2 separate regions of the Homo sapiens genome follow, and region 2 is linked to region 1. A link is a loop called in an ENCODE intact Hi-C map of the cell type or tissue named here. Cell type or tissue: pancreas. All regions are shown on one strand. Links, peaks and the distances in the headings refer to the core of each region. The heading gives the core; the rest is flanking DNA.

Evidence for each region. A loop is a pair of places that touch in the nucleus more often than their neighbours do. Peaks named below come from ENCODE experiments on the same cell type or tissue, not always from the same donor. Only the 100,000 strongest peaks of a DNase experiment are listed, where the experiment ranks them.
Region 2: it touches region 1 in a loop (2.3-fold over the local background); 2 of 110 quality-filtered maps call a loop at or near these places.

What each region holds. Positions count from the first base shown.
Region 1 is chr4:85,832,765-85,838,149 of GRCh38, reverse strand. The region is part of intron 3 of ARHGAP24 (Rho GTPase activating protein 24); the gene reads right to left. Among named protein-coding and RNA genes, the nearest start is that of MIR4451, 110 kb to the right of the region's middle. In pancreas, for the core only: no CTCF peak of the experiment used is centred there; no DNase peak of the experiment used is centred there; H3K27ac peaks cover 937 bases.
Region 2 is chr4:85,941,785-85,947,169 of GRCh38, reverse strand. It overlaps ARHGAP24 (Rho GTPase activating protein 24), which reads right to left. Exons shown (of 10, transcript NM_001025616.3): 5 at 4,897-5,104. Among named protein-coding and RNA genes, the nearest start is that of MAPK10-AS1, 180 kb to the left of the region's middle. In pancreas, for the core only: no CTCF peak of the experiment used is centred there; no DNase peak of the experiment used is centred there.

The sequences.
Region 1 (5,385 bases), core at 273-5,272:
TCCCATCTGTGGTTTATAGCATTGTTGTGAGAATTAAAAGTGTATAAGTAATGTAGATGCTTAGGAGAGTGGCTGGCACCTAGTAATAACACACGTTCGCTATTTTTTCCAGACATTATTTGAACCCAATAAAGAATGTTAACAGAAAGGACGATCAAGACAGTCAAATGATGCTGGGAGTACATTTTCAAAGTTTGGTTTTGTTTTACTACTTAGCATATAGATAAAGCCAGCAGAGCAGAAATACAATACCGATCGAGGAATCTAAACTATAGGACTCGAGAGAAGATGATAAAAATGTTAAAATTCTCTAATTATCAGTTACAAAGATTGATTCCCACGTAGGGAAATTTCCCTACAACATTGCCCGCAGCATGGCAGTTTTATTGGGATTGGAATACAGTCCATATGGTGTGCTTGCTGACACTGGAGTTTAGGGGAGTGGGCTCCTCCTGAGCATATTTTACTTCTGTGAATAATCACTTGTCATTTCAAGTCCCCACCCCCATGAGAACTGCAACCTCGGAGTCCTCTAGGGAAGCTGCATTTGTTCCCTTGCTATTATAAGCATTTGCCCAAGATGACTCCAGGACAAAGTTTAATTCCGCTGCTTGTTTTTTTTTGTTTTTCTCTTTCGATTTGTCTTCATGTAACATAGACTCCACAACCACAAATTCCAGCTGAATTACATCTTTAGGGACGTGCAAAGACCTTGGGGCAGGAGAGGCAGAAGTCAGTGAAGCAAGAGTTCACGACATTTTCAATCACTTAAAGAATGATGTTAGAAATTCAAGTACCTTTTCCCCATTACTGGGGAAAATGTTTTCCCTTGACAGGCCTTATTTCAGAATTAGATTGTATGACCCAGTTAGCTAGGCTGACTCAAATTATAGAGCAGGTTGGCAGAAAAGAAACAACTTACAGAATCAAAGCAAGTGTAGGAAAAAAGAATTTGAGCTATCTCTGCCTAATGATCTTCTGAGTTCACTCCTAAGGGATGCTCTACAGCAAGGGAATAAATAGTCATCAACACTTAACTCCTAAAACTTTCAGAGATAAATATTACCTTTAGGAATAAATATGTCACAGCTGGGCTAGAATGATGACCCCATACTTGCTATGTGCACATATTTAGGGAGTCCCTGCACATCAGCACAGTCCTTTTTCCCCCTCCTTTTTGGCATTTGAGAATTGGGCTTCTACTCTGTGAGTTGGAACAGCTCTTCTGAAACTTTAATGTACAAACAAAACATCTGGGGATCTAGGTTAAAATGCAGATTCTGATGCAGGAGGTCTAGAAGAGGCTTGAGACTCTGCATTTCTTACCAGCGCTGACAGGATACTGATGCTGCTAGTCACTGACCACACTTCGAATAGCATGGAGGTAATATAATACTGAGGCCAGTCCTGGACTCTGAATTTTCTTGGGTTCTCCCATTACTATTATTTCTTCTGAGCCAATGCTAGGGGTTGAATTATGTTCCTCAGGAAAGATATGTTGAAGTCCTAACCTCCAGTATCTCAGAATGTGGTCATATTTGGAAATAGGGTCTTTACAGGTCAAAGTGGTAGTCCCTAATCCAATATGACTGGTGTCCTCATAAAAAGGGGAAATAGGGACACAGTGATAGATATGCACAGAGGGAAGGTGATGTTGAGAAACATAGGAAGACAGGCATCTACAAGCTAAGAAACTCCTGAGTCTATCAGAAGGTAGGAGAAAGACCGAGAACAGACCTTCTGTAGTGTCTTCAGAGGCAGCATCAACCTGCTAACACCTTGATTTTACATTTATGGCTTCCAGAACTGTGAGGCAGGAAATTTTTGTTGTTTAAACCACCCATTTGTGAAACTTTGTTACAGCAGTTTTGAGAAAGTAATACAGGTACTGTTATCAAGGACATTTCCCTGACACTTCATTCTCCTACTCTGTGACACACACAGAAATGTTTGGTGTACCACAAAACTTAACACAACCTGAGGAATGTGAACACAACATCCCATACCCAGATAAGGTAACAACAAAAGATGGAGGTCATGTTTCTTAGGACCAAAGCTTGCATTGCTCCTACTGTCACTGCAGGTGTCAATAATGACATGCTGTCATAGATTGCCAGCACTGCCAAGTCTGAATTCCATAATTTATCCAAAACTGTTCTTACCTACAAATCACTATCTGGCCGCACCTGTAATCCCAGCACTTTGGGAGGCCAAGGCAGCTGGGCCACTTGAGCTCAGGTGTTCCAGACCAGTCTGGCCAACATGGTGAAACCCTGTCTCCACTAAAACTACAAAAATTAGCCGGGCATGGTGGCACGCACCTGTAATCCCAGCTGCTCGAGAGGCTGAGGCAGGAGAATCTCTTGAACCCGGGAGGCGGAGGTTGCAGTGAGCTGAGATCATGCCACTGCACTCCTGCCCGGGCAACAGAGCAAGACTCCATCTCAAAAAACAAACAAACAAACAAAATACAAATCGTTATCACATTCTATCGCTTCACATCCTTTCCACCTCATTAGCAGCCGTACAAATTGCTTTCCTTTTTAGAACCATTTTTCTACAATGAAACAAACCGTGCTTTTTTTTTTTTTTTTGAGATGGAGTCTCACTCTGTCACCCAGGCTGGAGTGCAGTGGCGCGATCTCGGCCCACTGCAAGCTCCGCCTCCCGGGTTCACGTCATTCTCTTGCCTCAGCCTCCCAGCTGGGACTACAGACGCCCGCCACCACGCCTGGCTAATTTTTGTATTTTTAGTAGAGACGCGGGGTTTCACCGTGTTAGCTAGGATGGTCTCAATCTCCTGACCTCGTGATCCGCCCGCCTCAGCCTCCCAAAAGTGCTGGGATTACAGGCATAAGCCACCGCGCCCGGCCCAAAGTTTGCTTTTTTTTTTTTAAATTACATTGTGCGAGTTACTAGGTTTGCAATGAATACAAGAAGAGAAAAACAAGCCTGCATAGACTTACTTGAAAGGGTGTCGGCAAGAGTGAGGTATGCTAATCTCACTCACTAGCTAAGTGATGGGTCTTTCCAAATCAGACTGACAGCAAACATGATTCAAACACACTCCTCAGAAAAATGACAAGCTACTAACAAGGTATTTGCTTTCACTTCAAAAGAGTAAAATATATGCTTATGAGATCCATGAAAGCCAAGGAGTGAAGTTTTTTTATTCTGATACTTAGTCATTACACTTCTAAATATGGTTCAATCTACTTTTTATACTCTCAGTATTCTTTACTTGGGAACCACTCCCTTGGAGATATTTGAAAAGTGCAGGAGTGTTTGGGTTTTCACATAAATGGAGGAGTGATTGGCAATTAATGGGCAAGGCTTGGGGAAACAAAACATTCCATAGAGCAAAGGACTATAAATATTTGTCCCTTCCCAAATAGTAAAAGCAACTCTAGATTGAGGCCTTCATCCCATCCTGGCATTTCTTTAAGATTAATGGTCTTTTCAGTTTGGGCTCTCTGTTCACCCTTTGACTTCTTCCAGAAACCACGTGGACGTCACAGATCTTCTCTCCGTTTTGACAGGTGTGTCATTCCTCAGTATGTCCAAAGAACACTGGTTTCTCACTCTATCCTCCTTATGGGATGTTGTAACAGATACACTGGGTAATCAATAGAACTGTTCTTATTAGTTTTCTGTCTCATTTTCAGGGGCAAGTGGCGAGATGGGTGAAGTATTATAGATATATCTGACCAACAAAGTGTACTTGAGATAGGATGTCTTGGAGGTGTTTTAAAATATTCTTTTATGCAATTCTCTATTTTCCTTCATGATTACTGTTAGTGTCTCTTTCTTTTATTCATTCATTTATTTAACATAAAAAAGGACCTACTATGAGGAAGAAATTGTGTTAGGTCCTATGGAAGAAGGTCACAGATAATGATAATGAGGTCTTCATTCTGTGATGATCAAATTTATCCTATTGTATCTCCCATTAATTCTTTTTATTCTCTCTGATAACTTCCCCCAACTTTTTCTACCTCTTGATCTAGAAAAAATTCACTCCTCCACCAAAATAATAGTCCTATTTGCTAAAATATCTCCATTCACAGGTTAGCTTTTTGATTATTTCTTCTACTATAAACAAATACATACATACATATTTTCTCAGCTAAACTTCGTAATATGTGATTTATACTAATATTACATATGTGAAAACTGAGCTTCACAAAAGTTAAATAACCTTCCCAACTTGCTCATGGATTTCAAAGCAGATCCAGCTGATCCCAGTGCCTGTGTTCTTAACTAATGTAAAATATTTCTGATATTTAAAATCACTTTTGTGTGACTTCTAGTGAGCTTATAAATACCTTACTTGAAAGTTTCAGACACATTTGGCCTTCATTCTCAGCACCTTGACTAAATTGTTCATGACTGTTTTAGAAAACTGTTTGTACCTTCCAAGTTTCTACTAACACTAAATTTTAAAAGTTTAAAAACTTTTCTGGGTTTCTTAGCTAATACAAATCCAAAAGGCAGAAATTCCAAATATAACTGGGTAGTCCTTTGCAATTTTTCAAAGCCTTCAGGCTTTTGAAGTTCTGTAGATTTGCCTTAATCTGTTGCTAGAACACTGCACATGCTCTAAACAGCCTGCCAGTCTGAGAAACTTAGCGTGAATGACACAAGTGTTGTTGTTGTTTTTTTTTTCCCCAGGTCAGAGGATAGTGTGAAACAGTACGGGAGGTCATGGGAGGGGAGGAATCCCAGGATAAAGAAATTAACTAGAGGAACAGGAAGTAAAATAGAAAAAAAAATCCAGAGACCTAAAGAAAAACCTTTCCAATTGAAGCTGTCTCCTCCCCACCAAGCACGTACCTCTTGATAGATAGCTTTTTGAATCAGTTCAGTCTATTCCGATAGCAACTTCAAAGGGCCAGCACATAGCTGACAGTGTGTCATTCCATTGTCATATCAATGGAAGTCAGAGATCAGAAATCTGCAGATACCAGAGAGAGTGATGGTACTTTGAGGCCTCAATCAAGTATCAGATTTAGGAATCAGGACAGTTAAGAACAAGAAATCAGTCTACAATATTTTCCTAACACTTGTCCGGCCCCAGCATAAAACACAGGCATCAATTTGGAATTATAAAATAAATTAGTGATTGACATATATACCTTCTTTGCTTTCCTTCCTCTCTGAAGCCTGGGAGCCTGAAACACATAGAGAACACTGGGGTAGATGGTACAGAGAAAGGCCCACCTCGGACACCTCTATTCTGCTATGGTAACTGCCATGCCCAGGTACCCCTCAAGCAGCAGGACACTATTTCTACCCCTGCCCATGACAACTCAGTGGCATGGTGGTGATAGCATCGCCCCTGTGCATGTAAGCACACCAAAGCCTTCTAGTATGCTGATAATTTCA
Region 2 (5,385 bases), core at 169-5,168, 110 kb before region 1:
AAAAAAGGGGCAAAGGACATGAACAGATACTTCTCAAAAGAAGACATACAAGATGCCAACAAACATATGAAAAAATGCTCATCATCACCAATCATCAGAGAAATGCATATCAAAACCACAGTGAAATACCATCTCACACTAGTCAGAATAGCTTTTGTTAAAAAGTCAAAAAATAACAGATGTTGGTGAGGCCAAGGAGAAAAGGGAACACTTAATCACTGTTAATGGGAATGTAAATTAGTTCAGCCACTGTGGAGAGCAATTTGGAGATTTCTCAAGGAAGTGAGAGTTGAACCACTATTCAACCCAGCAGTCCCACTAATAGGTATATATCCAAAGGAAAAGAAATTATTCTAGCAAAAAGACACATACACCTATATGTTCATTTCAGTGCTATTCACAATAGTAAAGACATGAAATCAACCCAAGTGGCCATCGATGGTGGACTGGGTAAAGCAAAAGTGGTACATATATACCATGGAATACTATGCCACCATCAAAAAGAATGAAATAATGTCCTCTGCTGCAACATAGATGCAGCTGGAAACCATTATCCTAAGTGAACTAACGAAGAAACAGAAAACCAAATATCACAAGTTCTCACTTATAAGTGGGAACTAAACATTGGGTAAACATGGACATAAAAATGGGAACAACAGATACTGGGCATACAAGAGAGGAGAGGGAGAGAGGGTGCTAAGGGTTGAAATAAACTGCCTATTGGCGTACTACGCTCACTACTTGGGTTACAGATTCATTCCTCCTCCAAACCTCAGCATCATACAGTATACCTTTGTAACAAACCTGTACGCAATTCTAAATAAAAATGGAAAAAAGTAAAACAGAAGAAATATATTTACAATAGGAAAAAATATACATTTTAAATAAAAAGAAAACCTTAAAAATGAGGGAATATGATATGGTTTGGCTGTGTCCCAAATCTCATTTTGAATTGTAATTCCCACAATTCCCACATGTCACGGGAGGACCCTGGTGGGAGGTGGTTGAATCATGGGGCAGGTCTTTCTCATGCTGTTCTCATGATAGTGAATGAGTCTCATGAGATCTGATGGTTTTAAAAGCAAGAGTTTTCCCTGCATAAGCTCTCTCTTTTTGCCTGCCGCCATCCACATAAGATGCGACTTGCTCCTCCTTGCCTTCTGCCAGGATTGTGAGGCCTCCCCAGTCACGTGGAACTGTAAGTTATTAATTAAACCTTTTTCCTATATAAATTACCCAGTCTCAGATATGTCTTTATCAGCAGCATGAAAACAGACCAATACAGAATAGTAAATTATTTTTTACTTTATAAAGGAAAAGGACAAACTATACATTTATTTTAAATATTAAGGTCTCTAGTAATTTTAAAAGTGTTTCTTTTCATGTATAATTTTTTTTTTTTTTTTTTTTGAGGCTGAGTCTCGCCCTGTTGCCCAGGCTGGAGTGCAGTGGCCTGATCTCGGCTCACTGCAACCTCTGCCTCCCGGGTTCAAGAGATTCTCCTGCCTCTACCTTCCAAGCAGCTGGGATTACAGGTGCTTGCCACCATGCCTGGCTAATTTTTGTATTTTTAGTAGAGACAGTTTCAGCATGTTGGCCAGGCTGGTCTCAAACTCCTGACCTCATGATCCTCCCACCTTGGCCTCCCAAAGTGCTGGGATTATAGGCATGAGCCACCCCGCTCAGGCCTTTTCATATGTAACTTTTAAGAAGCACAATGTTATTTTATTTGTTTGTTATTTACACTCGTTGCACTATTTATTCTAAATACAAAGCAAACCTTGAGACATATAGAAACCTAGGCTTTGAGACCAGCCTGGCCAACATGGTGAAACTCCATCTCAACAAAATATACAAAAAATAGTCAGGCATGGTGGCACATGCCCGTAATCCCAGCTACTCGGGAGGCTGAGGCATGAGAATGGCTTGAACCAGTGAGGTGGACGTTGCAGTGAGCTGAGATCATGCTACTGCACTCCAGTGTGTGGCAACAGAGCAAGATTCTGTTTCGAAAAAAGAAAAAAGGTCGGGTGCGGTGGCTCACGCCTATAATCCCAGCACTTTGGGAGGCTGAGTCGGGTGGATCACCTGAGCTCGGCAGTTCGAGACCAGCCTGACCAACATGGAGAAACTCTGTCTCTAGTAAAAATACGAAATTAGCCAGGCATGTTGGCACATGCCTGTAGCCCAGCTACTCAGGAGGCTGAGGCAGGAGAATCGCTTGAACCCAGGAGGTGGAGGTTGTGGTGAGCCGAGATTGTGCCATTGCACTCCAGCCTGGGCAACAAGAATGAAACTCCATCTCAAAAAAAAGGAAGAAAAAAAAGAAAACTAAGCCATCTTTAATGATGATATTCATGTCATCACTGATAAAGTTCATCTTATAAAGGCTTTCGTTTGCATTCTGATTTCATGATTTTCATAATTATAACTAAACTGTGATTTGTTATTACCCACGGTCACGCGTTGGGCTTATATCTACAACTTATTAAATTTGGGTTTAGACATTTTTTAAAAAAGAGGCCCCAGACAAAGACTTCATGACTAAAACACCAAAGCAATGGCAACAAAACCCAAATTTGACAAATGGGATCTAATTAAACTAAAGAGCTTCTGCACAACAAAAGAAACTATCATCAGCGTGAACAGGCGACCTACAGAATGGGAGAAAATTTTTGCAATCTATCCATCTGACAAAGGGCTAATATCCAGAATCTACAAGGAACTTAAACAATTTTACAAGAAACAAACAACCACATCAAAAAGTGGGTGAAGGACATGACCAGACACTTCTCAAAAGTAGACAGTAGGCTATTTTTAATTTTCAAGCATCAGGATTACTCTTATCCAAAAACTCCAATGCTAAGAATTTATCCTAAGTAATCCAAAAATAGAAAGTATTTATGCAAAAGAAGACATTTATGTGGCCAACAAACATATGGAAAAAAGCTTATCCTCACTGGTCATTAGAGAAATGCAAATCAAAACCACAATGAGATACCATCTCACGCCAGTTAGAATGGCAATCATTAAAAAGTCAGGAAACAACAGATGCTGGAGAGGACGTAGAAAAATAGGAACACTTTTACACTGTTGGTGGGAATGTAAATTAGCTCAACCATTGTGGAAGACTGCGTGGTGATTCCTCAAGGATCTAGAACCAGAAATACTATTTGACCCAGCAATCCCATTACTGGGTATATACCCAAAGGATTATAAATCAGTCTTCTATAAAGATATATGCACACGTATGTTTATTGCAGCACTGTTCACAATAGCAAAGACTTGGAACCAACCCAAATGCCCATCAATGATATACTAGATAAAGAAAATGTGGCACATATACACCATGGAATACTATGCAGCCTTAAAAAAGGATGAGTTCATGTCCTTTGCAGCGACATGGATGAAGCTGGAAACCATCATTCTCAGCAAACTAACACAGGAACAAAAAACCAAACACCGCATGTTCTCACTCATAAGTGGGAGTTGCACAATGAGAATACATGGACACAGGGAGGGGAACATCACACACCAGGCCTGTTGTGGGGTGGGGGATTAGAGGAGGGATAACATTAGGAGAAATACCTAATTGTAGATGATGGGTTGATGGGTGCAGCAAACCACCATGGCACGTGTATACCTATGTAACAAACCTGCACGTTCTGCTCATGTATCCCAGAACTTAAAGAATAATAAAATAAAATAAAAAGAGGCCCCAGAGAGCTGCCTTGTACCTTCCACCATCTGAGGGCACAGTGAAAAGGTGCCATCTATGAACTGAGATCAAGTCCTCATCAGACACGGATTTGCCAGTGCCTTGACTGTTATTTTCCAGAATCCAGAATTTTCAGAAATAAATTTTGTTTATAAATCACTCCATTTATGATATTTTGTTATGACAGCCTGAATGGACTAAGACAGTAGGCTATTTTTAATTTTCAAGCATCAGGATTACTCTTATCCAAAAACTCCAATGCTGAGAATTTATCCTAAGTAATCCAAAAATAGAAAGTATTTATGCAAGTGTATATCCACTACAATAGTATTTATAATAATGAAAATGTCATAATGTAAATGTCTAACAATATTGAAATAGTTGTGAATAATATACCTGTAGAGTGAAATATTAGATATTTAAAAAGAGGCTTATAGAAGTTGTTAATGGTAAAATGTTAAGTTAAAATATATTAGAAAAAAGGGTATTTTTCAACTATTAATATGAAAACATTTCTGGTATATAATGTTGATAATATTAAGATAAAATTTTATTTTTTCTACTAAGCTTTCAAAAAGTAAAGAGAAGATTATTCACAAAATATTAGCCAGATTAACTCTTTATTAGTGGAGTTAGGAGTGCTTTATATTTTCTTCTCTGGGGCTGCCATTATTCTTTTATTTTCACCATGCTGTACTTCTCCTTGTTTCCCTGTAAAACTATTCTAGATTAAAGTAGAGCTATATATTTAAAAATATAATGCTTTTGTTATTATTGAAATACTTATTTTTAATTACATTGCCAATATTTCAATCTCTACTCATAATACTTTTAACATTACTTAACAGAAAGAATTTAAAAACATTAAGCAAGAGAAGAATCCTATTTTATAAATTCACTTTTTCCAGTGCAAAAGTTTAATACAGTTTTACTTTAGTACCAAAGAAGAAGAACAAAAAAAATGTTTTAAGATGGAAAGTATGGAAGAGAAAGATATCTAAGGTGCCCAATTTTTGACTTTGTAACTTAATAGAAACAATGCAAACTCCTGTGGCCAAATAATCTATGTTGTAAACTGTTACCACATCAATCAAGGTTATGCCTCCTCAGCTCACTGCATCCTGTCAGTTGAGTCTGAATTTCTCAGTGAAGATGGCTAGTAAAATTGTGACATCTACCTGTCAAATGATGGCTTCTCCCCACAGTCAAAGGCATCTTGGAGCTCCTTAACAAGATTAGCCTGGCCTGGCAGTCGAAAGAGACCCTCTTCTTTCAGCCCCCTTTGTCGGATAAAGTCCACGCACTGCTCCACCAACATCGGAGCCAGACGGTTCCCATATCTCTTCTCATAACGAACAGTATCCTCCAGTTTCTGTCCAAAAATGCCTTAAAAAAAAAGGATCACAGTAAACTTGGGAAATTTATCTCTTCCCACTTTGTTGTTGTTGTTGTTTTAATTCAATATAACAGAAAAACAAAGATTGGAATGCTAGCAAGCACTTAACATTCAGTATTTCACATTATTATACAATCAAATTCATTATATACAATTCCTCAAATGGTATGATTTACCTTATGCTGCCTGTTTCTTGTATTCTATGCTTAGCACAAACCAAAATAGAAACACTGAGTTTGAGATATCGATTTTGAAATAAGAAAAACTGTAA